Linked DNA regions of Mus musculus: region 1 is linked to region 2. A link is a loop called in an ENCODE intact Hi-C map of the cell type or tissue named here. Cell type or tissue: left cerebral cortex. All regions are shown on one strand.

The links. A loop is a pair of places that touch in the nucleus more often than their neighbours do. Peaks named below come from ENCODE experiments on the same cell type or tissue, not always from the same donor. Only the 100,000 strongest peaks of a DNase experiment are listed, where the experiment ranks them.
Region 1: a loop joins it to region 2, with 6 times the contacts of the local background. A loop is called at or near these places in 7 of 42 quality-filtered maps.

Annotation. Positions count from the first base shown.
Region 1 is chr15:74,677,505-74,680,004 of GRCm38, forward strand. Gm32994 (a long non-coding RNA gene) reads left to right here. Exons shown (of 5, transcript XR_003951652.1): 3 at 1-2,202. Among named protein-coding and RNA genes, the nearest start is that of Gm32994, 5.7 kb to the left of the region's middle. In left cerebral cortex, no CTCF peak of the experiment used is centred here; DNase peaks (open chromatin) are centred at 75, 1,514, 1,740 and 2,429; H3K4me3 peaks cover 538 bases; H3K27ac peaks cover 2,188 bases.
Region 2 is chr15:74,591,750-74,594,249 of GRCm38, forward strand. No RefSeq gene overlaps it. Among named protein-coding and RNA genes, the nearest start is that of Mroh4, 43 kb to the right of the region's middle. In left cerebral cortex, a CTCF peak has its summit at 675; DNase peaks (open chromatin) are centred at 610, 1,397 and 2,444; H3K27ac peaks cover 1,585 bases.

The DNA of each region.
Region 1 (2,500 bases), 86 kb after region 2:
CACCTGATGGCCCTCTGTTGTGCTTCTAGCTTGGTTACTTCTGCAACTTGTCAGCGCCAGCCAGTGGGTGGCCTTGCTTAGAGCCTCCGAACTTGGCAAAGAGCACCCAGCACTTCCTGGGGATTCTTCTTGCAGAAAACAGGCAGTCCATGTAATTGTCATTGCTCAAGCTAGAATAGTCTAGAACAAGGAAGGCGAAGCCATGCAGGCATTGTGGGTACAGAGCTCAGCACTCACACACTAGGGGGCCAGCGTAAGTGTAGAATCAAGAGACAGGAGCTAGACCTGAGGAAGCCCCTTTTGGGTCCATGTCAGATAGCCTGTCTGTGCCTAGCCTAAGCCTCCATAGCGCTGTGGACAGGAACTTTTGCATCTCCCTGAGACTGTGTGTGACTTCATGGCACTCATTCAGCACCTTGGTCTCAACTATACAACAGGCAGACTGTACTAAAAGGCCACTAGGGCACCTCCTCCTCTTCCTCCTCCTCCTCCCCTTCCTCCTCCTCTTCCTCTTCCTTGTCTTCTTCTTCTTCTTCTTCTTCTTCTTCTTCTTCTTCTTCTTCTTCTTCTTCTTCTTCTTCTTCTTCTTCTTCTTCTTCTTCTTCTTCTTCTTCTTCCTCCTCCTCCTCCTCCTCCTCTTCCTCCTCTTCCTCCTCCTCTTTCTTCTTCATGAAGGCTGAGAAAGCACTGGGTGGACCTGTGGCTACAAGGATCCTTCTGACCAACTGTCCACCCTCCTGTTCAGTTGACAAATGCCAACTCTATGTTAAAGTGAGAAAGCCTTGACTCCCTATAGCTGTCCATATTCTGTGCCTCTAGGAAGGGTCTCCAGGCACAGCGTGCCTTGGTCTATCTTGTGTGCATCTGCACAGAGTCTCTGAGATGAGTGGTCAATCTTGGTATCTGCACAGGTCTGGAAATGTGTTTTGTGTGCAACCATATATGTCACAGTCGTAGCCCCCTTTAGCTTTTCCTAGTGTACCTGCTTCCAGCCATCACTGGAATGCAGGAGCCAACAGCCAGACATAAAGAGGGACTGCCAGATGTGTGAGGGTGCTACTCCAGGCCAAGGACATGGCCATGTGGGTTTTGTCCATGTGGGGGCAGAACATGGATGGTAGCAGAGACCAGGTATCAAGGTGAGTCAGGTCTCCCTTATTCTAGCCAGGACACCAGCCTTGAGCCAGGGCCATTGTACCCAGGACCTCCTCAGCCTGGGGAGGACATGGAGGGTAGAGAGGGTAGAAAAGAATCAGGATATGGGGAGATGATTTGGTGGCTGGTGTTCTGGATGTGTGAGCTGTCCCTGCTTTGGAGAGATGGCCCAGGAATTTGGGCTACCAAAGGGACAAGAATGAAGACTATTAGGGTTCCCTATATCCAGGTAGCCAGTGCTGAGCTGGGGGTAGGGGCAGAGTTACGAACCAGGAATGAGTAAGAGCCATGGGAGGCTGGGCTGAGGTGGGAGGCTGGCAGCCACCCCTCATCTCTGCTCCACTGGGGCCCTAGCCAGTCTGAGTGCCCACCTACCAACTCCCTGTGCGCCCACTGGGCTGGATCATACAGGAGCAGTTCTCCATCAGGGGTGGGGTTGGGGGGGCTACTGCCAGCTGGCCGATGAGACACCCCCAGAGCTGAGAGTTCAGATGCCCATGCCAGTTAGAGGGTGGCGTTCAAGGCTGCCACCCCCACCCTGGCGGCTGTGTTTTCCTGCTGTTCTCTGCAATTCCATTTAAATACCTCCCAGAGCCAGCCCAGCAGCAGCCTGCCTGCTTCCGGCACCATAAAAGGAGAGAGGCTGAGAATAGCTGAGCCATGACGCAGCAAGGAGCTTCCCCACGCAGGAAGGCTCTGTGCGCTGAGCCTGCCACCACCCAGGGCCCACCCTGCCCTACACCTGCTCAGCCCCTGCCCTGAAGGAGAGGTGGGGACCAGAGTCCCTGGCTGGAGACTGGTGACATTGTCCCTGCCATTGGTGGCTTTGTGACTCTTAAACCAGACCTGCACAAAGATCTTGTATCAGGTATTTGTTTACTTGTACCCTAGAGCTCTGGTTCCAGGAGAAAGCAGATGGCCCCCCGGGTGGGGGGGCCCTGGGCAGTAGTAGCTCCTCAGTCCTGTAAATAAATCCCTAGGAACAGCGTTCAGGCTGAAGGGTTCGAGCTCTGGGCTGGGCGTACACCAGCGCCAAGATGCAGACAGGTAAGAATGCTTAGAATTCCTGTGCCTGACATTTCTCATTCTGTCACAAAGGGGAGTGGGGTACCAATAGGGATGGAGCACAGTGCCCTGAAAGAGTTCAGATTCACACAGAGAACCAGGAAGGGCTTCCTAGAGGTGGAGCCTGTGGGTAGAAGGCAAAGAGCACAGGTTGAGCAGGGGAGGCCAGTGCTGTGTCCCCTCCACTCTTTTGGCTCCCTAATGGCCTTCAAGCGTGGTTACCCTCCTCTGGCTGGTGACTCCTCCGTTTTCTCTCTGGGCGGGGAGGGTGTTGGATCTG
Region 2 (2,500 bases):
GAGGCACTTCCCCCACAGTTCTCTGTGATAACTCCAGCCTGTGTCAAGTTGACACGCAAAACCAGCCAGTACATGACCAAAACAACTTTTATAAGAACAACATTTAATTGGGGCTGGCTTACAGGTTCAGAGGTTCAGTTCATTATCATCAAGTCGAGAACACGGCAGCATCCAGGTAGGATGAGCTGAGAGTTCTACATCTTCATCTGAAGGTGGAATATTCCAGACAGCTAGGATGAGGGTCTTATAGCCCACACCCAGTGACACATCCACTCCAACAGGGCCAAACCTTCTAATAGCGCCACTCCCTGGGTGGAGCATATACAAACCATCACACTGTCTAGAGTGAAGAACCAGACTCAGGGTAACTAGAGGATGCTGCTGGTATGCTACAGGTCAGAAAGGGCTTTGCCTGCAATTCAGCTCTCCTGGCACCAGTTCCTGGATGCTCCCCCAATGAGCCTCTTTCCTAAGGGCACCAACACTATCCTTAGCTGCTGCTACCATCACAAGGCACTCTTTTCCTTTGGAGCCTCAGATGGCTGGGCCTCCAGAGAGATCTTCCTGGGTCTTCCTTGTGTGATTTGGCTGTCCTAGCCTCTCAGTACCCAGCTACCCTTTTTAGCAACCAGTCAGAAGTGAACCTGAGAGTACTCTCTGCCACCCTCTACCTGCCATCATTAGAACTACCTTGCCTTAGGAGATGTGGGACTTGGAATGATGGAGGTCACCATTGTGACTGGCACAGTGTTGGGGGCGGGTAACGTTGGTGGCAAAAGTTTGGTTTATAGACCTAGAACTGGAGATTTTACTGGTGATGAGCATGATAATGGTGATGGTGATAGTGATGATGGTGTTAGTGACTGTGATAGTAGTGATGGTGATAATGATGTAGTAAGGTTAACATAATAACGAAGGTTGTGCCACCATGGTAGTGGCGATGATGTCAGTGAGGTAATAGAGTAATGGTGAGGCTGGTGATGATGGTGGTGATGATGATGGTGACACTGGTAAGGCTGATAACAGCAATAGTGAAACATCAACAAATAGTCACATGGTCGCGGTAATGATGCTAGTGACAATGGTGGTGGTGGTCATGGTTGTGACTGACATTTGTTCTGGTGGTGCCAAAGACAGTAGTAGCTACTGTGATCGCTGTGTAAGGTAGTGATGCTGACGGGATTAGAACCTGGGTCTTACAGTTCACTGCTTCCTGGCTCCTATGGACTGGGGAATGTGAAGGAAGAAGGACACATGAGGACAATGAGTTTCTGCGTCAACTGGAGGTGCAGCCAGCAGAAGCAGCTGCCAGCAAGTACTGCGTTCTTATCAACACCCACACCCCTACAATCTGGAGGACGCCCCCCCCTCCTTACCTGCTTCTGTCTGCTCATTTCCACCTGTGACTAATGCAAGCGCTGCTGAGAGGGGCCTTAGAGATGCTCTACCCTTTCCCATAATGCCTTGCCTCTAGTCAGGCAGGAAACCTCTGTGCCAAAGCTCGACAGTGACCTTTCTTCCACTTCCTGGCCCCAACGTGGCAAAATGACTTACTACGAGCAAGTCCTTCTCATCTAACCCGTCTGCCTTGAGCTCTTGTCACATGAGGGCTCCTGTTGCCCAGGAAATGTCTACCCTTTGGTATTCTCCTTCACCCCATTCTCCTCCCCGAGCCCTGCTTCCCCTGGGCTGGTTCCTGATGGGGGCAAACATACAAGATGACACTGGCTCCTGGACCTGTTCCAGAATCTTCTGCTAGGTGGAATTTCCCTTCTTCAGCCTGCCCTCACCGCCCTGTGATGGCCTTGGGGAGTGGGGGCTGTGTTGGAGGATGAGGGCTAAAGAGATGCCAGCTCCCCGTGGCTTTCTAAACGCCCATGAGGCTATGGGGCAGCTGATGAAACACCCAAAGAGCCCAGAAACTGTCACTCTCAACTACCCCTTGGCTTTTTTGCATGGGCAGAGGTGGCCAGGTAATGATACTCTTAGATGTAAAGTTCTGTAGTCCTGGTTTGCTCAGTCCTCTGATCCTTTCTAGTGCCTTGGTCCTGAGGAACCAGCCTCCTGAGGAAGAGTCCTGGTGGAGGCATCTCAGACTTGGCTTCAGAGCACCTGCACATCGGGGTCTGAGCTGGGTGAATGCAGAGCAACCCTGCTAGGGGTGGTCTCTGCTGCCTCACTGGCCACCCAGGGATGACCAGGTAAAGAAAGTCACGTCTACTCTTCACCATGTCTCACATTCCCCCTCTGATTCTCAGGTCCCCTCCTGGGGCCACAAGTCCCTAAGGACTCCCAGGTCCCCAGATTTTTAATTCAAAGCTTCTTGGGTAGTCGAGAAGCTTCGGGCTCCCCTTTGTCAGGGCCTAAAAATAACCAGGCAGGAGGAACTCTGAGTAGCTCGCAAATGTGCCAGCCAGCACCCCACGCAGCGGAAGCACCTCCAAATAAGGCCTAGGCAAAGCGGAAGACAGCACGCAAGCTCCTAAGCTCTGACGTGGAT